Regions from separate parts of the Mus musculus genome. Here regions 1, 2, 3, 4 and 6 are each linked to region 5. A link is a loop called in an ENCODE intact Hi-C map of the cell type or tissue named here. Cell type or tissue: left cerebral cortex. All regions are shown on one strand.

What was found. Hi-C counts contacts between places; a loop is a spot of excess contacts. Peaks named below come from ENCODE experiments on the same cell type or tissue, not always from the same donor. Only the 100,000 strongest peaks of a DNase experiment are listed, where the experiment ranks them.
Region 1: a loop joins it to region 5, with 2.3 times the contacts of the local background. A loop is called at or near these places in 7 of 42 quality-filtered maps.
Region 2: it touches region 5 in a loop (2.6-fold over the local background); 2 of 42 quality-filtered maps call a loop at or near these places.
Region 3: it touches region 5 in a loop (5-fold over the local background); 18 of 42 quality-filtered maps call a loop at or near these places.
Region 4: a loop joins it to region 5, with 2.7 times the contacts of the local background. A loop is called at or near these places in 2 of 42 quality-filtered maps.
Region 6: it touches region 5 in a loop (4-fold over the local background); 3 of 42 quality-filtered maps call a loop at or near these places.

What each region holds. Positions count from the first base shown.
Region 1 is chr2:68,409,562-68,414,561 of GRCm38, reverse strand. Stk39 (serine/threonine kinase 39) reads left to right here. Exons shown (of 18, transcript NM_016866.2): 2 at 4,421-4,533. Among named protein-coding and RNA genes, the nearest start is that of Stk39, 60 kb to the left of the region's middle. In left cerebral cortex, no CTCF peak of the experiment used is centred here; DNase peaks (open chromatin) are centred at 2,189 and 3,082; H3K27ac peaks cover 2,563 bases.
Region 2 is chr2:68,754,150-68,759,149 of GRCm38, reverse strand. No RefSeq gene overlaps it. Among named protein-coding and RNA genes, the nearest start is that of Gm36174, 66 kb to the left of the region's middle. In left cerebral cortex, a CTCF peak has its summit at 2,129 (motif pointing right); a DNase peak (open chromatin) is centred at 2,137.
Region 3 is chr2:68,365,842-68,370,841 of GRCm38, reverse strand. Stk39 (serine/threonine kinase 39) reads left to right here. Exons shown (of 18, transcript NM_016866.2): 6 at 1,737-1,846; 7 at 2,344-2,445; 8 at 4,635-4,768. Among named protein-coding and RNA genes, the nearest start is that of Stk39, 100 kb to the left of the region's middle. In left cerebral cortex, no CTCF peak of the experiment used is centred here; a DNase peak (open chromatin) is centred at 2,693; H3K4me3 peaks cover 448 bases; H3K27ac peaks cover 1,016 bases.
Region 4 is chr2:68,741,724-68,746,723 of GRCm38, reverse strand. It overlaps 4932414N04Rik (RIKEN cDNA 4932414N04 gene), which reads right to left. Exons shown (of 29, transcript NM_183113.3): 27 at 2,279-2,490; 28 at 1,137-1,347. Among named protein-coding and RNA genes, the nearest start is that of Gm36174, 78 kb to the left of the region's middle. In left cerebral cortex, a CTCF peak has its summit at 1,929; DNase peaks (open chromatin) are centred at 195 and 1,881.
Region 5 is chr2:68,468,400-68,473,399 of GRCm38, reverse strand. It overlaps Stk39 (serine/threonine kinase 39), which reads left to right and starts at 1,419. Exons shown (of 18, transcript NM_016866.2): 1 at 1,419-1,766. The coding sequence starts at 1,523. It overlaps Gm13596 (a long non-coding RNA gene), which reads right to left and starts at 436. Exons shown (of 4, transcript XR_866392.3): 1 at 1-436. In left cerebral cortex, CTCF peaks have their summits at 1,888, 2,444 and 4,492; DNase peaks (open chromatin) are centred at 1,941, 2,349, 3,755, 4,441 and 1 more place; H3K4me3 peaks cover 2,364 bases; H3K27ac peaks cover 1,598 bases.
Region 6 is chr2:68,560,965-68,565,964 of GRCm38, reverse strand. No RefSeq gene overlaps it. Among named protein-coding and RNA genes, the nearest start is that of Gm36002, 19 kb to the left of the region's middle. In left cerebral cortex, a CTCF peak has its summit at 2,449 (motif pointing left); DNase peaks (open chromatin) are centred at 2,443 and 4,954.

The DNA of each region.
Region 1 (5,000 bases), 59 kb after region 5:
TGAGTAGACTCTTATTTGGGGTGGTCTGAATGAGAATGGTCTCAGAGGCTCATATGTTTGCATGTTTGGTCTCCAGTTAGTGGAACTGTTTGGGAAGGATTAGGAGGTGTGGCCTTGTTGGAGTAGGTATGGCGTGTTGGAGGAGGTGTGTCACTGTGGAGAGCATTAAGGTTTCAAAAGCATAGGCCAGCCTGAATGCCGCTATCTGTCTCTGTCTCTCTGTCTATCTCTGTCTGTCTGCCTGCCCCCTAACCCCCCACCCCCACCCCCAATTCACCTCTGCTTGCTGCTTGCAGATCAGGATGTAAAGCTCTCAGCTAATGCTCGCTGTCATGGTTCTCAGTTTCTTAATCATAAGCAATCCCCCAATTAAATGCTTTCTTTTTAAGCATTGCCTTGGTCATGTGTTCCTCCCTTCACAGTAATAGAACAGTGACTAAGACATTCGTCTAACCTCATTTTAAAAGATCTTGCTAAGCTATGATATGGAAACTGTAGTGATTTACCAAAGGCACTTCAGGTGATTCTTGCCTCTGGTTATAGACTTAACTAGGTCAGAACTTGTAATTAGCATGGCGTTCACCATAGGTGTCAGTGGCAGAGTGGCTTAGAATAGACATTGAATGGCTTTGTGTCAGTGTTCTGGGGCTGCTGTAACAAGCACAAACTAAAATTTACTTCCATAGTTCAGGAGGCTAGACAGCACAGTTCCAGGTACTGTCCACCGGGATTTCTGGGATTCTGTCTCCCTCGTTTGCAGACCTTTTCTCTGAGTAAGGAGAGAGGAGAGTGAATTCTTCCTCGGCAATTCCAGTGATGCTAATTGTCATCCCTGATGCACCTCTGATTTCTATGCTCCTAAGAGGCCCTTTCTCTAAATTTATCGTGCTTTGGGACCTTACCATATGTGTTTTAATCTGTAGTAAAAGTTCAGGCTTCTGTAGCTACCGATCTCGTCTTTTATTCTGCATAGGAAATGATCAAAATGAAAGATTTATCCAGCTTGTATCAGGAGCAGCCACCTTTGGACTTCTATCACCTAGTGAATTGCTTGCCACTCAACAGAACTTTAGTTACTGTTCAGTTTTGCCGATGAATTCATGTAAGTGAAGAATTAATATCAGTGTTTTCCTGTGGCTGTTAAGCCTATTCCTTGAAATGAGGTTGCCAGGGAGTGGTGTTTTAGGGGGTTGTTACGGTATTAGGCTCTGTGAATGTTGGTTCATGTAATGGATACCTCTGAGGTAAGTACGAAGGAACAAGGTGCTGATGGCTGACTGAGGAGTCACAGGAGACCCACACTAAAACGGTTGCTAGTGTTGAAGGTGAAATTTGCATCCCAGTCTCTGATTTCCTTTCTTCTTTTAACAGAAGAAGCACTGGATTCTGTGTTAGTTTCTTAAATACTTGTCGAAATCCAAAGTTATGACACTAGAATTACATATCCAGGATGTATTCCTTTGGGTAACTTGACGTGTGAATGCAGCTATGGAGTTTTCTGGTGATTGCTTCAGTTCAAGCAACAGTAGGAATGAGGAAATGAGAACACATGCCCACAAAGACAGACCTGTACCTTGGTAATGAATTCAAGGAAACCCTGCCTCTGGCTGCAATCACCATAATTTCTATCTAAAACTTAGAAGTGGTTCTTTGCCTGGAATTACCAGAAAGTTACCAGAAAAAAAATCTACATTGACTTAAAACATCCTGACAAGATGGGAATACATAACTTTCTTAGTCTGGCACATGGGCCACCATCCTAGAGAACATTTTAACTCATGATGGATGGGTGTCTGGAATAAAATGAAAAATGTTCAAGGCTCTCTAATCCCCAGGATGCTAGTTCTTAGAAACACACCGTCAAATGTTAGTGAGTCATAGTTCAGCATTAAGGAAAGGCTCTGTTTAACCCTTCACTTGCTTCCACTACACATTCTAACGCTTGCTTATTTACTGGATCTCCAAGCCTACCTTTTCAGGCTTCCCTTTAATCTGTTCAGCAAAGTACATAAAGCTCCTTAAAGCAAAACTGTCTTCTCATTCATTCTAAATGGCCCTTGGAAAAATTGTCAGGTCACTTCTGCCTCCCCGTCAAAGCATAGGCTTCCTTTAGCCCTGGGACTCTTCAGTCTCTTACAGCAGCTTCCAAGTTTAGATCACGACTCACAGTAGAACATGCTTCAAACCAAAGCCGCACAAAGCTGTTCTCAGCTCTCTCTGGCAAGTTATATTCTGAAGAGAAGCTTCAGAAGGAAGGCCTCCACCCACCGAAAAACTGAATCCACGACCCACTAGTGTATCCTGGCTGGCAATCTGGAACAAGCCAACCAACCAACCAACCAACCAACCAAACAAACAAACAAACAAACACATTCTCTCTCTCTCTCTCTCTCTCTCTCTCTCTCTCTCTCTCTCTCTCTCTCTCTCTCTCTCTCTCTCTCATACACACACACTAACCGGCATGCCTTGCTCTGGGGTCTTAGGCCTACGTTCTTCTATTATGGAGGGAGGACTATTCCTTATGGCAGTGGGCTTCTGCCATAGAGCTTCATATTTCCTGTCTGAGATAAAAGTCATTATTCTTTAGCTGGCTGTCTTTCTAACCAGTAAGATGCTCACTATAAAGCAGGAGACTTCCCACTTCTTCCTCATTGGAGAATCCTTATTTGTGACCGCATTCGTGAATGTATTAGTGGGAATCTCAGCCTGAAGTTGTAAGCCAAGGGCTGTTGGGAGGGAACCTGATGTTATATTCACCTGTTCAGGCCTTGATGGGAGCTGGCCTGCTTTTCCTTCTTCAATTGCTCTGATTTGAAAATACTGGAGACTGTATTAAGGGTGGGAGAGAGGAAAATGGAAATTGACGTCAGAGTGATCGGGCCCATGCCAGCAGCTAGTTAAACTGTGGATGTCTCTGCTGGGTTTCAGGCTCACTGCTAACCAGCTACTTTGCGCTTTCTCCAAGGCTCCCTTCACTGACAGTCTCTTATTCTGGGAAAAGCCCTGTCACACAACGGTTCTATCCCTGCTCCTGAAAGGGAGGCTCACTTGCACCTTTCCTGCAGGGTGGTTCTCTTTGGTTGAGCTATTTAGTATTGAAGAAATATTTTCCTGGCAAGGCCGACACAAGCAAGGAAGGGCAGGCTGTGCTCCGGCTTGTGGGAAGTAGACAAAGAACACAGACGTGGGCGTCTGGCACACTGACTCAGATCCCAGCCCATACTTACATATTAGCTATGTGACCTGGGGCAGCTTTGCCAGGTTCCCCGTTTTCTCACATATAAAATGAGGCTGATAATAAAGATGCACACGCTTTTCGTTTTATGGCTAAAGTGCTACTGTGCTGTGGGTGCTCAGCACATGGGGTTGACACAGGTTGGGCTCCTATGTGTGGGAGCCTTGAAGGCAGAGAACATGGAGGGTACTAGGCTGATCTTTCAGGTTCCTAGGTCCCAGCTGACGGGGCTGTGGAGGGCACATTGTTCCTAAATCAGCTCTCCCAGATGAAGGTTAGAGAGTCACATATGTACCCTTTTGTGTAGTCCTACGTTTAGGCTGTGTTTCTTTTATTGGATATGTGGGGTTGGGAAATAATTTATGTGATTGGAGTGCCATTTTTGGTATTATCTGCAGAGTTAAGATGCCTTGCTTGAGGGATCTTTTGGCTTGGTGGGATATAAATCTGATTAGAAGCTCTCAGTGGTGTGCTACAAATCATTACCCCTCTACGTTCCGTTCTTATAAAATTTGGATAACAGCATGGCTCCGCCTTTTAGGAATTTTAAGTGCATTAGCTAATGATGATCAAGAGACCTTAAAAAATATGAAATTCCCAGGAATGCCAAGAGCTTTTGTTAGCAGATTGGCATTATTTCGCTTGGCATCCTTAAGAGCTGTGTTTTAAACAAGAGCATCCTAGGGCGGATTTCTGTTTGTTTTTTTTTCTTTTTGTTTTGTTTTGTTTTGTTTTTCCTAGTTGTAGAGCAAGAGCTGACCCCCACCCCCACCCCCACCCCCACCAGGAGTGTTCAGGATGCTAAGACTCAGGACCCGATGGAAGTCCTGAAGTAGCCCAGGCAGGACTGGCTGGCTTGGGTTGCATTGAAGTAGAGGAAGAGTCTGGGATATAAGTGTAGTTGAAGTGAGTCTGGACCCAAGGGCTATCACCATTTCAAGCAGAGTTGTACTCATCCTGCTGGTCCCCATGTCCTAAGAGAAACACCTGGAAACACCCAAATCCCCCCATTTCTCCTCTGGATACTTATTGTAGGACTTCAGGGACTCTTTGAAGATGCCACTGGTAACATTTTGAACACCTCCAGTGAAAGACTTAAATTACAGGCACTTAAGAAAGAGATGCATAGGCAGCAGTATATCAGTGCGGTGTATGAGAGCCGATTTCCTCTTTATTTTGTTTCAGGCAGCGGAGCAACTGCGGTGGTTCAGGCAGCCCTATGCAAACCCAGGCAAGAACGCGTAGCCATAAAGCGGATCAACTTGGAAAAATGCCAGACGAGTATGGATGAACTCCTGGTGAGTATAAGGGGAGGAGACTCCTAGCGCTTGCTCTCCCTGACCTGGGGCTTGTGGGATGGGGATGGGTGGGTATGAGCCGCACCCCTTTCTTCTCCCCTGGGTATGATCTATGATTAATAGTGTTGATTGCAGTGTTGGGTCTGCGCAGTTCCAGTGGTCTCAGTGTGACACTCCATGCACATTGTATGCTCCGCCCTGAGGTCATGTGGTTTCTAACTCCAGAGTCTGATGTCTGGTTTCTTCTGGCCCTTCTCTAAGAGTTCATGACATAGCTGTGAATTCTTCCAAATGTACCTTTTGCTCATTTGTGCTTTTATAAGTTACAAAACCACATATGAATTGAGTTTTCTTTTGTAATGTATGGTAGACTCCATTTCAGTTGTTGACACGTTTGATACTCTCAAATGCTTACCTTCTATTTCCTCTCTGAAATGAAGCACTTACAGAAATAGTTGGAGCTTGTT
Region 2 (5,000 bases), 290 kb before region 5:
TGTAGACCAGGCTGGCCTCAAACTCAGAAATCCGCCTGCCTCTGCCTCCCGAGTGCTGGGATTAAAGGCATGTGCTACCACCGCCTGGCCTGGTTTTCTTATTGTCCAGTGCAAGATGCAGATTAGGCCACTGGAGGCCCACCTTGGATCCATTCCACTTCTGGTAGGAAGGCAGCTTCCTCCCTTCCTCCCTCTTAAAATTGGCATGTGCTCTGTCCCTGCAGTTAACCGACTTTTTAGTTTGCCCTGACTTGAGAGGACTCCTTATCGACTCTCACACACTGTTGGTGGGAATGTAAACCCGTGGAGCCATCTTGGAAATCAGTCTAGATGTTTTAAACACAAACGAAAAAAAAACCCTCCCCTAGAAGTAAAACTACCATGTGACCCAGCTATAGCACCCTAGACATATTCCCCAAAGACTCTATATCCTAGCACAGAGAATATGCTTGCATATTCATGTTCCTTCTACCTCTATTTACTAAAACTAGGAAAAGCAGTTAACCTAGAAGTCCACAGACAGACTGATGAACGGATAAGAACACTGTGTACGTAGATACGATGGAATTCCATTCAGCTGCAAAGAAAAATGAAATCATGAAAATCGAAGGTAAAGGACGAAACAGAAAAGTGTTAGTTCTCAAACTCAGGACAGAGAACTAACTGAGGCATCTATGAGCACATCTAAGTGGACTCTGGCTCCACCTGGCTGGCATGCCCTGCTCCCTCCCTCCCCTTCTCCAGCCCAGAGTCTTGGTTACCCTTTCCCCAGCTGCTCTTCCCTTCATAACCTAACCATTTTGGTTAAACACTTGTTTCCCCCTTTTATCTTTTGCCTTTTTGCTTCTTGGCCACTGTTCCTGGATACTTTCTGTCCCTCTCCCCTTTACCTTCTCTTCCCATGGCCAATTCAGTCTGCTGTTCATGTCCTAAGTTCAGATGCCCCTGCCTCTCTGCCTGTACTCTCCCTCAAATTGTTGTTGCTACTCCCCCTCTCCTCCCCCTCCTCCCCTTCTTCCTCTTTTTCCTCCTTCCTCCTCCTCCTCCTCCTCCTCCTCTTCTTCTTCTTCTTCTTCTTCTTCTTCTTCTTCTTCTTCTTCTTCTTCTTCTTCTTCTCCTCCTCCTTCTTCTTCTTCTTTTCTTCTTCTCTTCCTTCTATTCTTCCTCTTTTTCTGTAACACTTATACCAAATGATGCAAATACTGCATGTGCATATGTGACTCCCAGCTTTGAATCATGAGTTTTGTGTTAGACTTGGAGTACCTGCAGAAGTCAGGAAAGATGTCTATGGGAGAGGTGCATTGAGTGAGGAGGTGGTGGTAGAACATAAGAAAGGTTTAAGCCTCATTTTAAAGGGCATAATAGAGCTTTGAACTTTTGTCTCAATAAACCGAGTTTGAAATATTAACCATGAAAAATTTTTAGTGTCAAGGTCTTGGAACAGACACTAACAACTCCAGCAGTGTCTCCAAGTGACTAGATAGGGGTCTGGGGAAGGGGTTAAGGTTAGAGCTAGTGATATTCACATCTGTGACATCTCCCATCCCGTCAGGATGATAAGTAGATGTCACATGGAAAGCTGGTCCTCGTTCTTCTACATTCCATGTTACCTCTGATCTAAAGCCTTCCGTGGTTCCCTGCTACTACACCATAGAACTCAACTCCCTCCATATCCATAGCCTGCTCCTTCTGCCCCTGCCACCCTGGCAGTGGCTCACTTTGTGGAGCTTTTGCATGTCACTCACCAGCTGAAATAGCCTCTCTGTGCCAGCCTCTTCCAATCCATCCTTCAAAACATATTCTTATCCCTTCTCTATGCTGACTTTTCCATTCTACTGGAATAGCTTTGCTCTTTTTTTGAACTCCTCGAACATCAGGTCTCACTCAGCCCTGACCCCATCCCACAGGGCCTGCCTAGAAACCTAGAACACATACAGAGTTCTTCAGAATATATTCTCTGCACGTAGTCCAGAAAGCTTTAAAGTAGTCCAAATATTTAAAGTCGACAAGGTACTAAGTGGGCGGGGAGGGGGAAGGGGATGCAGCTCTGTCTCCAAAGGTCAGCCCTCTGTCACAAAGCAGGACTCACTGAGGACAGACAACAGAGAATTACACGGTGACAGATCTCAGAAAGAGCAGCAGAGGGCAGCACAGGCATAATTTTGGTCCTGTTTCTCCCATCTTACTGTAGCGGACTAGGAGAATGGGATACTTACTGAGTCATTGACCTTCCTCTTAGACTAGAGTCTTCTTGGAAGGACCTCAGGGTAGGTTTGAAATGAGGAAGACAGGAAATGTTTGTATCCTCCATGTTCTCCGAAAAGATCCCAGTCCCTAGCCAAGTTCCAGCTTGCTAGAACTGTGTGTGTGTGTGTGTGTGTGTGTGTGTGTGTGTGTCTTTCCCTGGGAGGTCTAAGGCTGTTGTTGATTCTTAGAGCCCTGAAAACTGTCCTGTGAGCCTTTATCCCCCCCCCCCGCAAAGTTCTGAATGTGGACTAGGGGCTCCAGGATAGCCTCACAACTGAGATCCAGCCCAGTTCCCAGGCATGCGATTCCTGTGCCCTCAGATTCTGCCCCGGAAACCCTATAGATGCATTCCAGAGCTTCTGTGTTAGGTTTCCATTTCATCCAGAGGCTCCTGCAGTTACAAGATTCCACACGAACCTGGGTATCAGAGGGGCATGTGGCTTTCATCTTAGCATGCTCCATACAGGAATGCCAGGGACTGCAGCTGCCACAGTGACCACTAATTTCTGGCTCAGGTTGTGCAGTAGCCTAGGAGCTGGGGTGTCTAGGGGACAGTGCAGCCATGACACTGGCATGTAGATACTCCTCTGAAGTGTGGATGGACCTGTACCTTCTTGGGCTCCGGAACCAGTCCTTGGCTGAGCCACAGTGTCTGGGAAAACTCCGTTATGGTTGTCTCCAAGGCCAAAGACCCCAAGTGGGCTCTCAGACCTGAACCAGGGCATGGCCACTGCCTCAGGCAGGAGCCTTCTGAGGGATGGACCCTTTTCAACATGTAAACTCAAATCTATAGTGAAAAATGAAATTTCTGCGGTATTTATAGACCATAATAAAGAAGTAGGTAATTGTGGTTCATGTATTTTGATGGAAGGCGTTGATAAAAATAATGTACTCATTCTGCTCTAAACTTCAACCCAGGCTAAACCAAATCAAGGTATGAGAGGCTTGGAGAAGCTTTCTGATAAATTGTGGGGCAATACTGGTTAGACAGAAGGACAGAGCTGCTTCAGATAGACAGAGACACAAAAACAAGTCATCTAGGACAGCAGTGACTAGACACCCTTTGGATAAATATACTTTCATGGGTATAAATGTTAAAACATGAATGTATATGAAACAAAAAAAATTCTAAGCCTTAGCAAGTCACAATGTGACTACCATCATGTCTAGTATTAAACAAGGGGAAACACCTTGATCTTACCTTAGATTGGAATCTGGTATGCTCAGAGCAAACAGTAAAAGTACCCTTGTATGGACACTAAAACAGATTTATGCTTGCCTCTTACTGTGCCAAATGCTACGTCACTAGGTGAAACAAGTCACATCTAAGTATCTAACTTTTACCATTACATCTAATTCTATTTCTTCAAATACAGGAAAAGGGCTAGTAAAAATCAGTCATCCATCATGCATTTGCAGTAAACCACACACCAAAGCCCAATCTCATTGCTGAAAGTCATAAGTCCTGTTAACTCTACATGCTAATCCTACACACACACACACACACACACACACACACACACACACACACACACACACGTTTTTTACTATAATTCAAGCACATTAGGTGGTACTGGAATTGAACGTAGAGTTTTGTTTGTGTTAGTCAGTGCTTCACCACTCAGATATATCCCCAACCATTTCTTTCTAAGAAAGGGTCCCATGCTGGTCTTGAACATGGGCTGAAGGCAGGCAAGTCTGGAAATTATGGTCCTTTTGCTTTCATTTCTCAAATAACAGTGATCACAAGCTTGTTCTATGGACCCCAATACAATATGTTATTTTCCAATCAGGAAAATATGCCAGTAAAGGAATATTCACTTTCCTGCTTTTATAGGTAAGGAAACATATATGAATGCCCTCTTGATTCAGGTATCAGTATATAACAAGCATTCTCTGATCTTCCTCCACAAAGGAAATTGTATATGTCCTATGTAATACACATGTTCAGATTGACATGCCGAAACTTGATTAGAGAGGACAGAATCCAAGAACACCACACAAATATCTCAAAGAAAGGTAATGTTACTTCAGCAATAGGTTGAGTCCCTTCATGTGGCTTATCTCTTTGGAGCTCCTTCAGAGGATCTAGAAGAATGTAGGACAACTGTGAGCACACTGGTGATGTTGAATACTCATGTTGCTTTCTTGGTCTAGATAATGGTTTAGGTTAGATGTGAGTATTGGGTTAATAAATCCAGACTGGATCTTAGTTTGGGGACAGAAAGGGGTGGGGGAGGAAATGTAATCAGAGCCTTGGCTTTCTCACTACAAATGGATTTGTAAGGCAGTGTCCAACCCAATGACAGTGGCTTGTCACTTTTCTGGTTATTCAAAACACATCCAGTTTTTCACTTCTCCCTTAATATGCTGCAAAAGCATTTGCCTTCACTGGGTCTTTATCTGGTACTGTTATATTTATTATCATTTATCATTTACTCCATTTGATTTTGAAAAAATATTGTGAAATACACATAATGCTAATTATTTGCATCATTTATATGCACATTTTTTATGACACTAAAGTCTCAAAGCTCTCTGCAAAATCCACATCTTTCTAAATGTCTACTTTTACCTCTGGGGTTTACATAGTATTTGAAATTCTAGCTAGATAAATTAAACAAGGACCATAGTAAATACTTCCAAGATTGAACAGAAATAGTCAGCATGTCTCTACTTACAGAGGACTTGATATCCTAGGACCCAAAAGATTCCCAAAGGATACTCATTGTAACTTCTGGTACTAACAAATA
Region 3 (5,000 bases), 100 kb after region 5:
TGCTTGTAACTGATGTCCTGCTGGGAGATGAATATGTTTAACTGTAACTAAAGCCAACATATTTGTACTTATGGGGCTAGTTACAGTCTTACTAAATTATGCTGCTGTGCAACAGTGCCGGAGGTCTAAAGCAAACCCCCATATGCCCTTGGTGTGGGTTTGTACTTGAGGTAGTTCTTTGTAAGTCCTGACAGTCAACAAAGGGAACCAGCAGAAGAGAATCCGGTCAGAGCAGCGTTGCCATGATCATACTGCAGAGTATCCTGCGATGTGTGTTGGCTTGCACCCTTTTTTGGCAGACAGAGTCTTACTATGTAGCCCTGGCTGGCCTGTGCCTCCAAGTGTTGGGGTTAAAGGCATGTATTGCTACACTCTGACCTTTCTATCTACCACTTCACTCTCTGGGGATTCTTGATGTGACTGTTACGCAAGAAGTAAGTATTCTAGTCCTGAGTAGTTGGCACCTTAATTTATAACTTGCTTTTACTCAATATGCAAAAATGTAAATGAGGATGCATGCATTAATAAGCAGCAGCTGTTCACTGCTGTCAGCTATAGAAGTTACTTTTGCAGATTGGTCTATATGCATATCTAGTATACCAAAGTAATCTCACACACCAAATTTCTAATACGCAATGGGTTTTGGGAAGAGTTTGATGTTTTTGGCCAGTGTGACAGCTCCCTGGGTAAAAGTGATTGTCTCCTAAGCCTGAAGGATATGAGTCTGATCGCTGGAAGTCACGGTTGAGAGCCCCATAGGAAGATCCCAGTGAGGAAAGCTTGCAAGTCTGCGGCTTGCCAGGGAGCTGTAGTCTCTAGCACTGCAGAAGCAGCCTTGATACTGTGGAAGATGAGAAGCAACTCTGACAAGTGACCTCTGACCTCCACAAGTACAGCATGTGCATACACTCCTACACTGGATAAACTTAAGTGCACAACACAAGCAGGCACACACACAGACACACGTCCTCACACACACATGTACCTAATCAATGAAGTAGAGTAAGAGATACATTTAATTCTACATATCATTCCATCCACACTTAATGAAAATTATCCAGGAAACACTAAGGGAACAAAGGGGGAGCGGGGAGGGAACCAGTCTTTGCTGACTCAGCCCTTCCTTTGAGCAGCCACTTGCTTAAGGACAAACTTAAGCTTGTTGTGAGCGTTGGGCACCTGATATGTTGGCGTGCTTGTATGATTTTGGCCAAGGTATTAATATATACTATTTAGTCTAGGACATGATGGTATGGGATGAATTCTTTTTTTTTTCTTTGTAAAATTAACATTTGGACATTGGTAACTTAGAATTAAATGGGCTAAAAAACCACAATAAAATATAAAGATAACTCTATTACATACTGCTCTTACTTCAAAAGAGTTTAGATAAAACCCAAGACATTTTCTATTCTGGGATTTTGAAATGTGTTTATGTTTTCAGTGCAATTAAAGGAAACGGCGACTTTTTGTACCTGTTTAGTAGAAAACATCCTATGGTTTGGTGAGCTTGCCTGGCCCATGGCCTCTGATAGCATGCTCTGCAGGGTAGAGAATGGCAGGTGGCAGACAGCAGGGCAAGCCTGGCATATTTCTGAGACGCTCCACGAGTGTGTTTACAGCCCATCCATCACTACCTAGGGCTCAGCAGGGAGAGATGGGAATTGATATCAGAATTGATGAGCCACGTGGAACATAAAATAAGGTGGATTTTTTGTTGTTGTTGTTGTTTTCAGATTTTGGAGTAAGCGCATTCTTAGCCACAGGGGGTGATGTTACACGGAATAAAGTCAGAAAAACATTTGTTGGTACCCCATGTTGGATGGCCCCTGAAGTCATGGAACAGGTAAAAAAAATATTACCTTGGTTGTTATAGTACAGGAATACATATCACTAATATAGCTTTTTTTTTTTTTTTTTTTTTTCGAGACAGGGTTTCTCTGTGTAGCCCTGGCTGTCCTGGAACTCACTTTGTAGACCAGGCTGGCCTCGAACTCAGAAATCCGCCTGCCTCTGCCTCCCAAGTGCTGGGATTAAAGGCGTGTGCCACAACGCCTGGCTAATATAGCTATATTGAATGTGTCTAATTAATCTAACATAACACAGATCTGATGCACTGCATGCAGGTGTTAATATTTCATTTCAATCAATTATTATCGTAGAACATGTCATACATACAGTGTAGATTTAAATTCCTGATTGCTAGCTAGCCCTTAGCAAGCCACACTGACATTTTATAAACAGCTTTGGCTATCTGACACAGTAGTAGATGTACTGATGTGTAACAGGCCTGCTACATGATTGTGAGTGATTTGTTTTCTTCATCTTCTTTTTCCTTTTTAGGTGAGAGGCTATGACTTCAAGGCTGATATGTGGAGTTTTGGAATAACTGCCATTGAATTAGCAACCGGAGCAGCGCCTTACCACAAATACCCTCCAATGAAAGTAATGACGCTGGGGAGACTCGTAGGGTTGGGACTGTGATGGGTTGGTGGAGGGTGGGGATGGGGGGGCATAGCTTCTTCAGATCTCCTGAACATGCTTATTTTTTGCTTAGACTTGTGAGGGTTTTCGGGGGAATTCGGCCAAGTTGAAGGCTGACTCACGTTCTCTAGTGCTGAGTTGACAGAACTGGTGCATGCCAGGCGCTCTGCCTCAGTGCAGTGTCGAGCAGCTAGCTGCCTGCCTCTGCCTTACCGACTCCTGAAAGAGCAGGATGATCTTAGGTCTCCCAGCACGGTCTAAGAGTGTATTAGAGTGAGGGCTGTTCCATTTGCAGATGGGTCCCAGGCTGCTTCCTTTTTTCTTTCGAAAATAAAGATCGTCTATTCCATTTTGAGCCCGCGCCCAGAGCGTGGTGTTGTGGCTCATCTGATGGAGTGAGTCACGGTGTTTTGAGGCACCATATACTTTGGGTACTATTTTCAGGTTTTTGTTATTCTCCTATCTGCTCTACCTCTGAGATAGCGGCAGCGTTTCTAATTTCCCCCAAGTAGACTTTGTCTTGAGGCTGCCGTTGTTCAGGGCAAATGATGAAGATGTTTCATCAAAACTCTGGTCTATGCTGGTTTTATTTTTCAACTTTTCGTCTTTAGAAATTTTAAAAGGACAGAAATCTGTTCATAAATAGATCCACTAACTCTAGCGGTGTTTATAAAATGTGCAGTGGGGGTGGAGCCTAGGGATAGAGCCAGTGCTTAGGGAATGTGAGGTTTGGGATTGAACCCTGTTTGTTTTCCAAACTCCCCCGCCCCCCACCCCCACCCGCACCTCCATGTACTTTCTTATTGTAGGAAACTTCATAGTGCCAATAGAAAGAGCAAAGAACAAATGATCTCTGTTAATGTTTTAGTGGTGTTACTTTCCTACTTCAAAACAAAACAAAACAAAACAAAAAATAAACCCTATTTTTTTTAATGGTTTTCCCAGGACTTCCTCAGGCAGAGCAGATAGTATTGCTGAGTGTACGCCCCACACCCTGTTTTATGCCTATTTCTGTCTAAGATTTTAATATAGTTAAAATGTCAATGATATACTCAATGCATGTATGTGCACCTCTTGATGATCTTTTTTAAGCAGAAAATTTGACGTTGACATGTAAAACATAGAAGAGATTTTTTTTTTTTAATGGAACATATACCAGAGGAACTCGAGAACCTCATCCTTTATCCATCATTTATGTTCTCTGTTTCTTTGTCTCCCGGTCTCCCCTGTTTTTCCCACATGAGTCTGGAGAGGCACTTGTTAATCCCAGCTTGTCGCTCACCGGGAACTTCTTTCAGGAGCTCACAGGAAGCCACATTCTCCTTCTGGCTGTTGTCTTCACAGACAACAGTCACTTTTAACATCCATCTATTCACACGCCTCAAAGTCTTCCAAAGGAGTCTTGACACATAGAGCATTTGCATAAATTAGGCCTGATTTATGCATTAAGGAGGTTCATTCATTTTGTAGGTCAATAGCATGCTATACAGTCTACTCGCTTTTAAATAAATGCTCCGCTTAGTGTGAAAGTTGAATTATTTCCTTTTTGACTTGAAACTGTACTTTGTTTAGTTTTTTTTGTAACTTATGATTATGATCCCGACCATCAGTATCTTATTCATTTTTTTTAACCAGTCCCCTATAGCAGTTTTCTCATGTTGTGTTCCCTTTACCTCCTGGGAAGCCCTGGCTTTATTTTTAGGGCTGCTGCTGATATGTTGCGGGGGCGGGGGGGTGGGGGATGGGGGGTGGGGGGGGAGTATATCAGGTTCTTTGCTTATGAATGGCCTTCACACTTGAATGTCCCTTTGTCTCCTGACCACCACTCTTTCCCAATCAGCCTGTGCTGCAGCTACGTGTTCCCTGAGGTCCCGGGAGAGCCAGCGACTTCCCAGGAAAGATTTTTTCCTGTGGCTTTGAGAGACCATTCTTAACGCACAGAACAAATTTTATAAGTTCTGTCATTGAGAATAACCCAAAGGATAAGGAGGGCGTGGGCAGATATGCTAGGAAAAGTGTGTCCCTTTCAGCACGCGACCTTAGGACCATTAAAGTCATGGGGGAAGCACGTCTGCAGTGCTTTGTGTGGAAACGCTGAAACTTCCACCGTCATTCAACAGAGGGCGGCTCCTCCTTTGTTTTGGCTGCAGGTGCTAATGCTGACTTTGCAAAATGACCCGCCCACTTTAGAAACTGGTGTAGAGGATAAAGAAATGATGAAAAAATACGGCAAGTCCTTCAGAAAGTTACTGTCACTGTGTCTTCAGAAAGATCCTTCCAAAAGGTATGCCACTTTTGGAGTGGGAGCGAGTGCCGGCCTTTGAGTTTCCGCAAAGCTGTGTTTGTGGATGAGAAGAACCTACATTAAGTCTGGCCTCTGTGCACCATCCTGTTAGTGGGAGGAAGCCTGAGGCTGCGGGGGGGGGTGGGGGGTGGGGAGTGGGGGTGGGGGAGAAGCCGGTGTAGCACTAGGGGGAGGGGGCAGGACTGGAGGAGGGTGAGGGGGGAAGAAGAAG
Region 4 (5,000 bases), 270 kb before region 5:
TGCAAGGGACATCTGTGTGACCATTGCAATAGGTTTTGATACACAGACAGTTACTGAAACTTTAATAAAAAATTAAAAATAAAAATTGTAACAGCCCAGTAGTTGTGGTGCATGTTTTTAATCCCAGCACTTGGGAGGCAGAGGTAGGTGGATCTCTCTGATTTTGAGGCCAGCTTGGTCTCCAGATAGTCAGGGCTACACAGAGAAAACCTGTCTCAAAAAGCCAAAACAAACTAGAACAAAAATTCTAGGAAATGTTAAATTCCCCTAAAATGACTATGTCCATGTTTGCAGCAGCATGAATATTTTTCAAAAAGAAATAAGTTGTAATCTTAAAAAAAGCTTTCCATATTTTTAGATTAAAAAATCATTCCTATTTCAACTGCAAAGGAAGTGGAGATAGCATGGATCACACATGAGACTGGGGATAGGAAAAATACAATTTGGGTTTTTAAGGAAGTAGCGATCGAAAGGAATTATAGAACTGTAATCTTAGCTCCAAATCCCCCGATTGAGGGCAAGGTACACAAAGTTAACGAACTGCACTTTGAAACATCCTATCTGGCTTAAGAAAATCACCTTCATGATATTAAAGAGTGTACAGTAGTGATTACATTGAACCAAACCTGAAATCAACATGTGGTAATTAAGACAGAAATTAAGGGAATATTCTTAGCTTTCCTTGACTTTGTAGGTATAGACCCTTCATAAAAAGCATTTCTCTCAGATTCCTTTAAACTTGAAACGTTCACACAAGAGTAATCGTTTAGATGTCAAGCTTGGGGTGTTGGGGGAATACCCTGAACTTGAGCTAAAGCAAAGTTAATTAGGATCTTAGCCAATCAATCCCTTTTTAAGTCTTCCTGTGACCACAGAAAAAATATTAAACTTAGTTTCCCTACAGCCTTTAAAGACAGTTCGGCATGCTTCGGCAGTCACATGTATTGATTCAAATTAAGAAAAAGTTATTTGCTGAAAGTGAAAGCTCTGAGGATTTATAAATGTGTAAAATTGATTTTCTATATTGACACACAATTGTGATATTAATTTAAGATATGTAAATTACATCACCAAATTAAAAGCAAGAGTTATGACAGACAAATGAAAGCATAATCAAAAGGGGTAGCGCCACTGACCCTGCATAGGTAGCTATCCACACTCTCCACAAAACGCCATGGCCTGGAGATTGGCGGCGTGAAACTTCTGCTGTGTTCCAAACTGTTGCAGCACTGTCCAGATCCAAACCCTGGAGCAGGGCTTGTCGTTGTATACGTGTTTAGCACAGAACTATAAGCCTCCATTTTAACAAAGTTCCTCCTCACAGACTCATCTTGCCTGTCCTTAGACCTGTGAAGATGCCAAAGGCAAGCATAAGTGCCTCATTTTCCCTTGTAGGACGCCTTAAAAATGGGGTCGGGGTGGGGGAGTAAATGACTTTTCACCTAACAAGGTCTAAACATTGTAACTTTGTATGGTTGTGATTTAAAGTGGAACTGGAAAGAACTATATGTCTGGATTCCAAACTACAAAGGAAACCAAACAAAGCAAGAAGTGACTGTCGCTGATGTGTGGCTTTGCAGGTTTCTGTTGGAATGGCCCTACTCTAAGATTTTTGATGGTGTGATTAGAAATACTTGTAATTGCCAAGGAACTGTGTAGATGATGTCTGGGATAACTCTTTTTTTTTCTAATCCAAGCTAAAACAAACTGAAGCAGCTTCTCAGACGGCTCATCTCCCACTCAACAACGCACCATAGGTGTGGCCCAGCCATTCTGTCTCCACACCGCCTTCCCAATGAGCATGAAACTGTTTTAACCACTTTTAAATTATGGTTGTCTTTACCTTCATGGTAACCTTCTCCTCATGACTTCACACAGAGCAGAAAACCATAGGAAAACCCTCTATCTGTACAAGCCCTCTAGTGGGGACACCAAGTAACACAGTTGAGAGTTAATTAACAAAGCATTGGAATGTGGCCCTGGTGTAGCTCTAGTACTACTAGACCCCTGAACTCAGGTATCATAAACAATAGCTATTTAAAAACTCATGCTACAAAAGAGATACAGTATAAAGGAATTGGGTGGAAAGTGCCATGCAACCCGAACTTGGGCAATAAGAGAAACTACTTTGAGCAATTTTTTAAAAGCTCATTTATAAACATTAGTTTCCATAATTATATTCTTTAGCTTGATTTCACGTCATAAAACATCATGAATGTCTTTCAATGATAATTATTTCTCAGACACACACATATGTATATATACATATATTACTTACTTGAGTTGGTCATAAGTTAATGGGCTTGTCATCTGTATCCTTTCAGGATGTGGCTCCTCATAGCGTTTTGGTTCTGCTTTACACGAGGCTTGATGAGTTACTTCTGGGTGTTTGGACTGTAGGGTTGAAAGTGTGGCTTTCTGTGGCTTTATGCGTGAGGCATTATGGTGTCCTACTTTGTCATAAGAAGTTTGCTGATTTTCTTCTCTTACCTGAAAAAGATTTAAAATATATGTATTTAAATTGTGCTAACAATACATGTATGTGCTTGCTTTCTATAGTTTCAGGCCAGTGATTCTGAATATTTAAATATGTGAATACTACAGCTTAAAATCACTCTCATGTTATTGCCATGGAATTAGGTATTTTTGGAAAAAAATGACAGAATGAGTGAAACACATGAAGAAAGAATAATTTAAATTAAAATCATTTTCAAAATATGTTATTCTCTGGACCTATAATATAAAGCCATATGTGCTTCAGAAAGACTGACCTGAAGGTCATAAAGACCAATGGAGAAAAATGATGCAAAAGCCATGTGAAAGGGAATGGCCGTTACACGTAAGCTACAAGACACTGCAGAGGGGGGATGGAGAAGGATCACCTCCAGGAACAATTGTTAACTGAGCTGGGATCGAAATGAACTGAAGCGTGTCCTTAGGGAGTGAGCTCCTTCCATCCTAACCAAGTCACCACACGTGTGATCTGCCCTCTCTGTCCTCCACACAGCCCTCACAGTGAACAAGGAAATGTCTTTGAATTTGTAAATTATAGTTTGCTTCACCCATAATAACTGATTATTTGACAGGGTTGAGTGGAAATGGGCATAATTTTCAAGGGTGAGAATTATATAAATTTTGAACAGAAGACATTTCATAACAGTAGTTTAAAGACCTATCATTCTTTAATATTTGTACTGTTTGGTTTTGTGTGTCAACTTGACACAAGCTAGAGTCATCAGAGAGGAAGGAGCCTCAGTTGAGGAAATGCCTTTATGAGATCCAGCTGTAGAGCATTTTCTCAATTAGTGATCAGTCAGGGAAGGCTCAGACCATGGTGGGTGGAGCCATCTCTGGGCTAGTGGTCCTGAGTTCTATAAGAAAGCAGGCCAAGCAAGCCAATGAGGAGCAATTCAATAAGCAGCACTCCTCCATGGCCTCTGCATCAGCTCCTGCCTCCAATTTCCTGTCCTGTTTGAGTTCCTGTCCTGACTTCCTTTGGTGATAAGCAGCATAGAGTCATGAGACTGGATAGGAAGTGTAAGCAGAATAAATACTTTCCTCAATCTACAAGGAAAGTATAGGTGTTCCCACATGGGTGTTCTACCACCCTACTGCAAATCAAATTCCTCAGCATCCAACAGCAACATGCAGAGAAAGCAGACATGTTGGAAATATACTACATGGGATTCTACCCTCCCATTCTAACTGTTTTTAATCAAATGTCAGTGGAGAAGAGAGGATCTGACCTTTTCAAGATTTTTCTCAAACTGGAGATTGTGAAACATAATGATTATTGTTTAATCCACTAAATTTGGGTAATTAAAATAAATTGGCAAATGATGGCTCTGAAGATATTATAGAATTTAGTCTCTTTTAAAGAAGCCCATAGTAAGTAAGAGTAACTTATTAATGACAATGCTAGTGAGAAGCAACATAAAACCATTAGTCACCAGAACTGCCAAGTAAAAAGATTTCTTGTCAGTTTTCATTCTAAGACTTTAATCAAAGAAATTATTAAATACACTAAATTCCCATTAATAAATATGCAACAAGTGTTATTTGTCACAATTAAATTGTAGAACAATATAAAGAACTATTAATAAAAAATGAATTGGAGTTCTGAAAAAAATAGATATTTTAATTATGTATTTCATTGGCAAGATTCCTCTTGGAATCCCAGAGGATGTAGGAATATATACTCATGAGACTGCATAGGAGAAACAGAATTCATATTTTCACATTGGTTGTGATTTGAAGACTTTATATAGCTCATCATTGAGTCATCATCATTTCAAGTAAAAACAAGGGAAAAAAACCCCAAAGATTCCTCCATTTTGACAATTGAAATACTTGATTAACAAAATTACTTTTAGTGGTAGTCATGACACACGCCTCTAATCCCAGCACTCAGGAGGCAGAGGCAGGTGAATCTCTAACTTTAAGGCCAGCCTGGTCTACAGAGTGAATTCCAGGACAGCCAGGACTACAAAGCAAAACCATGTCTCAAAATGAGAGAGAGAGAGAGAGAGAGAGAGAGAGAGAGAGAGAGATTATTTTATTATAAGATTATGCAGTAGTAATCACACTGAAAAAAATTGAAATCAGTATGTGATAAATGAGACAGCCATTAAAGACATTTTTTCTATTCTCTTTGGTTTAGCAAATGTACAGATTTCATAAAAAGCTTTCCCAGGGAAAAATGTGTTCTCAGATTTCCTTAACTGTAGGCATATGCATTAGATACTCAATATGATGTCAAACATGGGATGCTAGGGAAATATATTGAGACTACTATGAACCTGAGCCCTAACAACACCCGTTAAAAATCAGAGCCAATACCTTCCAAAGTTTACCTGTAATGACATGAGTCAATGGTAGTTTTCTAAGATTTAATTTCCATATGCCTATAAAGATATGCATCAGAATAAATATAAATACCTCATGACTCAAGTGATTATTTGTTGTAAATGCAGTCTCCAAGGAGTTTTAAAATGTATACA
Region 5 (5,000 bases):
AAGTTCTTAGCAGCATAAATATTAGCTCTTTGAGCAAGTCATGCTAGTTGCTAGTTTATCCATCTGTCCCATAGTGCCCTAAGAGGTTAAGTAAACAGTTAACGTCATTGCTTTTGCCAGACAACTGGTTTTTCTCCTAGCAAATGTCTAAGTTTCTTTTGAATTATTTTTTAAAGAGTTTAAGGAGATTTTTATTTTTATCCCTTTAAGAGTTTCATGGCTCTCCTGTGCTTTGTTCTTTCTCAAGCCTGGCTGTCTCGTGAGAACCAGCCAGCCTAATGTCAGCCACATAACGAATACGCCTATTGAGTCAGAGTACCATTCCAGCCTGAGACAAGAATCTTTTAATAGTGGTCACCTCTGTGAGGGATGAGAGTTGAACATTCAAATGTGACACCTGCAATTAGAAAAATCTCTGGTTTTGCCACAGCTATTTTAAAGATGAGGTAATTTGGGGAGTGTTGAAAAAGCAGCATTTATTCAAAACTTTCCATTGCAGTTAATTTATGCCCCAGTAGGTTCATAGTGTTCTGTCAAGAAACTTGCTGTCTGACCTTAGGGTCTTAAAGGGTTAATGTGACTGTTTATGTATTCATTTGTACTTGGTATCGAACCAAGGACCTTAAGTGTATTAAGCTGGCACTTTACCTCCGAGCATGGTTTTAAGCACATAAAAAGTGCTGGGGATAGAACCATAGCATGCTAGGCCTGCGCTCTGATTTTGTTACACTCCTTTCTCCTCTCTACTTCTTGTAACTTCACTGCCCCTGACATCACCTTCCTAGGGTCCAAGTGTCTTTGAACAAAAGAGAAAGCCGGGGATTTAGGGAGTCGGGTTTCATTTCAGAGCAGCACTGGCGATTTCATTAGGCAAGGTGCGAAAGGGCTCCTGCCAGGTAAAGCGCCGGAAAGTTACAAGTTGGGTTATTTTTTAACCGGCGTCCTACAAAACCGACGCCGTGTAGGTAGGTGTCTCCCTCGCTAACTTGTAAAAGAACTCCAGGTTCTTTCGCTCGCTCGGGGAGAGTTAGCAGGCTGAGAATCTGGCAGCCGTTCAACGACCCCGCCCTCGGAGTCCCAGGGGGGCTTCTTCGGGAGAGTGCGATTGTCTAGGGCGGAGGCGCGGCAGGGCAGGAAGGGAGCGGGGCAAGCCCCGAAATCACCCCCCGAAGCCGCCCGGCTCCCAGCGCGTGGAAACTTCCCTGGCGGCGAGCAGGGCGGGAGGGGGCGGCGGTTCCCCTCGGCGCTGAGAGCACCGTGCGCGCGAGGATCGGGGCGCGCGGCGGGCGCGGCGGCCGCCGCCTCCTCCCGTCCCCGCCTCCGCGGCGCAGCCTCCTCCCTCCGCCCCGCTCGGCCTCCGGCTGGCTCCCTCCCCTCGTGGCAGGCTCCGGCGGCGGCGGCGGCTGCGGCGGACGGGGAGGGCGTGCGCCGGCCGAGAGGTGTGGGCGACGAGGCTAGGGAAGTTTCAAGTGGAAGGTCGTCCGCCGGCCGGCGCGTCCCCTCACTCTCCTCCCGCAGCATCATGGCGGAGCCGAGCGGCTCGCCTGTGCACGTCCAGCTTTCCCAGCAGGCGGCCCCGGTGACAGCGGCGGCGGCGACGGCCCCGGCGGCCGCGACATCAGCACCAGCCCCGGCCCCGGCCCCGGCTCCGGCGGCGTCCGCAGCCCCGGCCCCGGCTCCAGCTGCTGCTCCAGCCCCGGCCCCGGCAGCTCAGGCGGTCGGCTGGCCCATCTGCAGGGACGCGTACGAGCTCCAGGAGGTTATCGGTCAGTGCGGAGGGTGCTGCGGGGCCGGTCCAGGCCGGGCGCCGAGACTGGGCGGGAGTGGGTGCGGGATGCGGTTCTCCTGCCTGCCTGCACGCCCAGAGGCAGAGCGGCCGGCTTCGGGGCCTACCGGCTTCAACAGTTATTTTATTGTCTTTTTTAATTTTTAATTTGTCCCTTCCTTCCCTGAGCGCGGCTGCTGCAGGAGGTGGCGCGGCGGATGTGACTCGCACTGCAGACGAGCTGCAGGCTGCAAACTTTTATCTCCCGGATCGCCGGGGCGGCGGAGCTGGAACCCAGTAACGCCGCATCCTCCTCCCCCCTCGAGCCCTGGGGCCGCAGCTCGTGGCCGCTGACCACGCGGATGGGCTGCCTGGGCGGGGTGGGGATGCGGGGGCGCCGCCCTGGGCTTCCGCGCCCCCGCGCCGTGCTGGGTGAAACGCGTCCTGGGAGACCCTGCGGGCGCAGCCGCGCCTCTGCCTCCTGCCATGACCTCTCGGTGGGTAGCCCAGCCACGTAGTAGTGGCAGAGGCCCAGGCGCCTGCCCAGACCAGGGAGGATGCTGGCCTTCTTCTGACAGCCGCCGCATGCTCGCCCTGCAACCCGGCTCTGCGCGCGGTGCGCCCGGTACCTGCCTCCCTCCTTGCGGGCGCGCCGCCTGCTGCCAGCCCCGGGGCCGGTGAGCGGCCGCGCTGGCCTTCTGCCCTGCTCCGGGAGGATCTGCTGGGGTGAAACTCGAGGCTGTCCACGATCCGCGCCCAGCCTTTCGGTGTCTCCTAGGCAGCTCACTAATACCATCTTATCTTACATTTTTAAATACCTGGCAAAGTCGAAAGGCAAGAAGCCCGCGTTACTTTTCTTTGAGCCAAACACGTGTAGGGCCAGGATATTTGTGGTGTCCTCTAGCTTAGAACCTTACCTAAAGGTTCATTCACTTAGAAGTTTTGTGCCTCACCGATGCTGCCAGGCAAAGTGGGCCCCATCATATAACCTTATGAACTCTGGACTGGGGATGTTGCTGGCTCATAATCTTGATATTTAAAGATGGGGACGGGGGGAAATTCAAGTTATCTTTTTCTTTCATTTAAAAAAGATTTCTCTATTTTTCCCTTGAACAATTATAATTAACATAATTAATATAATTTCACTAGACACTCAAAGGAACCCCTTTTATGTCGTGTGTGAATGAGACTTCCAGCAATGCATAAATATACATAAATATATACATACATATATATGTATATATGTATGTATCTATTTGTGTGTTTGATAGGCAGAAATGTGTATATGTGTAGTAATTATGTACTTTGGTATGCAAAGGCTGCTTATAGTCTTTATAGACATTTATAGACAAAATTCTCCTAGTATCTTTCATAACTTTTAGCTAAAGACTCTTCAGGGATGGATCTTGACGTTTCTGTCAGGATTTAATAACACCAAGAGCTTTCAAAGCCCAGAGTCCTCAGTGAAAACTATTTTAGCTTGGGATGTAAGGCTCTTCACTCTGAACTTCTTTGCTGCTCCTTGAGTTCTTGCATTCTCACAGTGATTGCTGATTGCTGTCATTGCAGGCTCTTCCCTACCATGCTCACACACACAATGGACATGCATATACATACATACATACATACATACATACATACATACATGTGTATTGATATTGAAGACTGAACCAGGACCATTCCTAGGGACCTTTACCTAGTCAGTCTTGCTCAGCGTCCAAGGACAAAGTGAATGTCTTTGGAGAAGCTCACACTTCTCCCAGGACATGTTAAGTGGCTCCTTCTGACCCCTTCTTTGTCTACTCTGCAGTCCCTATCCTCATTGTTATTGATTGCTCACCAAGTCTTGGGGCCTTCTAGGTTCTGTGCATGTGTTGGCAATGCAGGCAGGCATGATTAAATCATGTGCTGATGAGTTAGGAGATAAGGGAGAATGATCCTGTAGGATGTGCTGAGGGAGTGCTCGGAGACGGAGGGAGACAGATACTCTGCATGGCAGAGACTGGCTGATTCTGCACTGAAGTCCCAGTAAGAGCTTGTAAGGTGCTGAGTTATTCCTGCTGCTGCCTTCCGTAAGCAACTCTGAATTGAGTTGGTTGGTCTCTCCCACCACACAGTTTTCCCTAGGATCCAGAGCAATTTACATACAACTAATTTATATTCTCATATTGTTAATCATTAGGGTTAAAATGTAAGCCTTGACTCTGGGAACAGTATTTTGAGCTGGCTTCTTTTGTGAGTTAAGGAATAAAATCTTTTTAGTTTAAGTAGGATTAATTACAAGGCCTTCTCTGCTTGTGGCATCAGTGTTAATTATAGTTGGTTGATTTTTAGTGAAGAGGAAAGATTTACCTGGGGGATTCAAGAACAGAAAGGCCTGCTAATTTCATTTCTGGTTCTACACATTGTTCAGCTTTTCTATGATTTTATATATATCTCACATTTTCCCATCCTAACAGACGGGTATTTGGAAACCCCTATTATTGACAAATGACTGGAACCGGGTTCTACAAGGGCTTGCTATCTCCCTTTAGCCTTCCGTGCTGGTTGAGCCATTCAGGGCAAATTCGTGGTTAAGCACTTTGCCTTAAACACTATATTCAAGAAGTTAGCAGTACAGATACCAAACCAGTTTGAAAGTCAATGCCAGTCAACAGCAGTGCCTCTCCCTGCCATACAGCAGGTGTCCTATGATGCCATTCCAGCAGTTTGAACCACAACCAGCAGGAGGCTCAGATGGGCCAGAGCCTGGAGCCCCGGGAGGCAGGGCGCTTCACCTTCCAGCGTGGCACAAAGCACAGACACCTTTTCTTCTACTTCCTTCTGGGTCCAGGACAGGGCCTCGGGATTAGGACCGGCTAAGCTTTCTAAAACCCAAACAGACCAGGTCCAGTTATTTGAGTTCTTCTGTTTTAGAAAAAACAAAGACAGGATTTTCCAAGTCTAAAAATAAAGTTTGTCTGTGTGGAGCCTTGCCGTTCTGTTGTAAAAGCAACAGAGAAACTGTAATGCTATTAGGCGTAATCTGGTTCAGAAGTTTAGGCATGACCTAGAAATAGTGTCCAGTCTGCCGGACGGAGCTGTAGAGCCCAGACAGGGGCGACACACGGGATTATTGAGTTCCCGTGCTCAGGGCATGCCCGATGTTTCTGGGTTCTGGACAAATAACTGTTCTTTGGAGAATTTCAGATCTCTTCGTGATCTCCAACTTTGCCCATCTGACCTCGCCTTTGGA
Region 6 (5,000 bases), 93 kb before region 5:
GCTGGATGCAGTCCACTGGGGCTAAACAGTTGTGTGTGTCTGCTGCAGCCACTGAAGGTGGAGGTTGCCAGCTTTAGTAACACAGGGCTTATGTTATTATGCTCAGGCCAGGCAGAAGAGGCTTAGACCTGCAGGGTGCTGTGTATCACAAACTTCTACTATGGGATATTCAAGCCACTCAAGCGGCAGGAAAGGCTTTCCCTTCTGTGGACTCCCTTTGTAAACTTTGTAAACTTTGTACACCTTCAAGGCAGTAAAATGGCCATCCCTGCCACCTCACCCCAGGAGCTCCAGAAGCCAGGCCCCTCCCCCAGATCTAACTGTCATAAGGACGGTACAGCCTCTGTAACTGTCACAAAGGTCATCTCCAACCCCTCAACAGGACCCTCCCAAAAGGCATGCTAATTTTAGGAGAAAGGTTTGAATAAAAGCCACCAATCCCTGAATAGGAAAACCCACCAATCCCTGAACGTCTCACAAAAACCCACCAATCCTTGAACAGGAAAGTCCACCAATCCCCTAAGCTCAGAACTTGAAATCCCACCGATCCTCACCCTAGAAATCTCCACCCAAGAAAGTGTCACACACCCTGCCAAAGCCGCTGTATAAGCACCGTGCTTCCTTGGAGCATAGGAACCTTCTATGAGCAGAGGAACCCTGGTACCTCCAATAAATCTCTTTTATGAGATTTCATGCCTGGTGTGAGTCTCGGAAGACGACAAGAAGCAATGAAGAGAAGAAAAGAAGCAAAGAGAAGGCGCGGAGCTGAGGCTCCGAAGCTCCAGAGCCCAGCTGGGGATCCGCTCCCCTGAGAGCTGCACAGCCTCTGCTGAGGAGGCTTCCTCTTAGAGCTATGTGGTTCCGGGACTCTCCTGTCTCAGGATGCTTTTCCTTTGGGACACTGTCCTACCTCAAAACTGTGTGGTTCCTGGGCTTCAGAGACCCAGGGCACCTTCTCATCCAAGCAGAAAGGCCAACAGCTACCTCTTGAAGAAAGCCTGGTTCCTTCAAGCATTCTGCTAAGAGGGAAGGACAAATTAGGAAATTGTGTCACTGACTCGGGACCTTTTTGTGTCTTTTCTGGACTCATAAGCTCCCTTAAGAAACAACCTCAGCCTGTCACTACATTAGCTTCAAGAACCCCCTTGCTGAGAAATAGACATAAGCTGAGGTGGGGGCAGAGACTCTCCTTGGCAGCTAACAGCCGAAAACAAAGCCCAATTGCTCTGCAGCATTAGCCTCGTGTCTAGACCCTCTGGATCCGATTTCTTCACATATATAAACACAGCTCTTACATTTCCCACAGACGGGATATGTTCCGGTTTCAATAGCTCCAGCTCCATCAACTAATTTCCATAAGAGAGCAGACCAGTCTCCATGTTGGCCCTTTTCCTTCCATACTTGCTCTTAATGTATCAGCTCCCCATGAAAAAAAACGTGCCCTCTTCCTACAGTTCAGATCTTACAGTGATGCCCCCAGAGACTGCCTGTCATGTGAGAGAGGGTGGGCCATTATGAAAAGGGTAATAATAAAGCAATATAGGCTCATATGCCTGTGATAATGAATGAGTGTAATATCACTGGAATAAGGTATTTATTATGATAATCACATTGAAGGTGTTTTCTGTGCCCGATGTTAGACGCTACTCATACAGCTGTTCTCTTTGTCCTGGGGAGCTCTAAAGCAGGTTATCCGGCTTTCCTAATCGAAGAGAACACTATTTAGTAACTCCCCCAGAGCCACAGAACTACCAACGGCTTATGGAGCTAGCAGTGTCTTGAAACAAAGAAAAAAAAATCCAAAGGCAGATCTGTCCACGTTCAATATCCTTTCTTTAAAGCACTCGGTCCCCACTTGTCCTAACTTACGTCTTGGCAACTGAAGTTGTCTTTGGACTGACATCACACTCATGTCCTCAGAGAGAAACAATTCCTTAAGACTTTGATTTTGTGGGTGGTTTTTTTTTTGTTTGATCATTTGTTTGCAATGCTTTATTTTCTTTTTTTTTTTTATTTTTTTATTAGTTATTTTCCTCGTTTACATTTTCAATGCTATCCCAAAGGTCTCCCATACCCACCCACCCCCATCCCCTACCCACCCACTTCCCCTTTTTGGCCCTGGCGTTCCCCTGTACTGGGGCATCTAAAGTTGGCAAGTCTGAGGGTAGGTTGTCATAATGGGGCAAAGAAGTGGGAAAGTTGATAGAGGGTTTGAAGTAAAAGCAAAAACTGAAACTGAGAGAAGAGAGAGAAAAAAAAACAAAACCTGTGGCTGCACAACCATGAATTCATCTAGGGCTTAACAGTATTTCCTTACTTTTAACTTCTTAAGAGTAACACTGATCTCTGAAAGCCAACAGCTTCTACCTAAGCAACAATCAGCTCTTGGTAACCCACTTGGATCACCCTGGCACAAAGCATTTACGTTTGAGAGGCCTGCCCTCTGCTGGATTCTTAAAATATTACATGCCAAATTTCAAAGGTTGTCCAAACAGGGTCGCATATGTGGAAGTACCCTTTGGTCAGCGTTTGGGACAACATAAATAAATGAAAGTTCTTTGACCTATTTTCCTGAAAGTCTCCAAAATTTTTGCATAGATATTTATGTGTATTGTATATATTTTGTGATGACACAAGATCAAAAATCCTCAAACAAAGTAAAAAGCAAACAAATCCAAAAGACTTAATGACCCAGGAGGTAATCTTAATAATGATGAATTTTATTTACACAGGTCTCTGCTGTCAGTCTTTGTGACTCTATGGGATAAGGTCTGTGCACCATTCCTTCTGCTGCTCTACTGACAGGCTCCAAGAGTTTCATCAATGTCACCCAACCCTACCACCTTACAAATTCTTCCTGCTTTTTCTCATTGATGTCTCCCACGAACTATCCACAGCTAGTTGCACTAGATATAGTGAACTAAGTCAGGTTAGTCAAATACTTTTGAGAAAAAAAAATTGAAATCAGACCACATAAGCTCAGAATCCTACCAAAGAAGAGCGTCTCCTGCCAGGCCCATGGAGAAGCATTAAAAAAAAAAAAAAAAAAAAAAAAAAAAAGAAAATCGGAAAGAGGATTCTTGAAACTCAAATGGTTTTACATAGATAAACGAAACTCAATTTCCTGTAGTTGCTCCTAAGGTTCCCTACTTTGATTTAGCTTCTGAGAATGGCTTTTCTCTGTTAAAGTTTTACAGAACTGAGCTACACAAATAACAACATGCAACTGGGAATGAATGTAATCTGGTTAAAAAATGGAATAAAATCTTAGTTAATATGATATGTTGGATGGTGTGCATAATTTTATTGTGCTTTATAGCAATTAGGCATACAAGGAGCAATAAATAAAAATGACTATAATTATTATGGCAATAAAGCATCCAGGGTAAGCCTTAGGGAGGATGCCTTACAGACAGCACTAAATTATGGCAGAGTCCATTTCCAGGAACCTAGATTTAAAGGTCAGGAATCAAGTGTTTCCATTTTCTCCAGCACCACATCTGCTCTTCCATATTCCCACACTCAGCTTCTTCTTTTTTTAATGAATTTTTTTTACCTATTCACTTTACATCTCACTCCCCTTCCTGTCACCCCCTTCTACAATCCTCCCATCCTCCTCCCCTTCTCCTCTGAGTGGGTGGAGTACTCCCTGGTATCCCACCCAGCCCACCTTCTCGCTTCATCCCTCTGTGGGGTTAGGCGCTTCCTCTCTCACTGAGGCCAGACAAGGCAGCCCAGCTAGAAGACCATATTCCACAGACCAGCAACAGCTTTTGAGATAGCCCCCGTTCCAGTTGTCCAGGACTCACGTGAAAACGAGATACACGTCTGCTACATATGAGAGGTGAGGCCTAGGTCTAGCCCTTGTTTGTTCTTTGGTTGGTGATTCAGACTCTGAGAGCCCCATGGGTCCAGGTTAGTTGTCTCTGTTGAGCTTCATCTCCAAAGAGGATGAACACAAAGATGGCAGTGGGAGCAGGTGTCTCCTTGAGAAACTCTTCCTTAGTTTAGGTCTGGGGAAACACAGAACACAGAGCATCTGAAACTGAAGCTCCCAGAACATTCTCCGTGTGGCCCACGGTATCTCACGTGTGAGCATCTGTATGGGAGGCTGGGGATGAGACAGGTCCTCACCTCAATGTGAGGCTGCCTGACTTTGCTCTGTGCAGATCCCTCTGTGGGCAGCTACAGTAGGCAGTGCCCATGTGGACTTCAGTTACTGGAGTTGCTGGAGTCTACCATCAACTCACTGCTCTTTACACTGAGGAAAGACCATCAAGGAACACTCTGAGCAGTTAACAAATATCTGAGATTCCAGTCTAGAGTGACTTAAGGTAGCCAGGACTTAGAGTAAGAAAAGTTTGATTTAATGTATTTGAATTAAGTATATACACAAGGTATTCTTCTGTCTACATGTCATTAAACAAAATTTTGTGTGCTTTAAAATAGACATGCATTTAAAGTTCACTTTGTTGTTAACTTTAAAAATAGATAGGAACTTTTGTCAGTAAGCCAAGGCACTTCAAATCCTTCATATGTATTATTTTGTTGGAAAGGTTTTTGTCACCGAAGCAATGCCACATGACAGAAAGGTTCAGAGCAAGATCGTATGGAATCACTGATGATCTGTTATTAATTTCCATATGGTGGGCCTCTTGTGTTGAGAAAGGAGAGAATGGCCAACTGGAGTGTCTGACATCAGATGCTAATGGTCAGACACCCGCCATTAACTAGGACTGAAGGGAACATGAAAATGGGGGCCGTTCCTACCCTGAAGCAGCACAATAACTTCTGGGCATTTTGTAGAGATAATGTCGTGTTAAAATAAATACTAAGGAGTCTGGTAGATAAAGGATGGGGGAGAGAACAAGAAGAAAATTGTAGGGAAGAGGAGCTGTTATGTCAGAGCTGGCACTGGCTTTCTATTTGTGCAAGTGAGGGCTGTTTTTAAACACTGTCTGAATCATTCCTCCACCCTCCACAGCAGCCCCTCCCTGAGG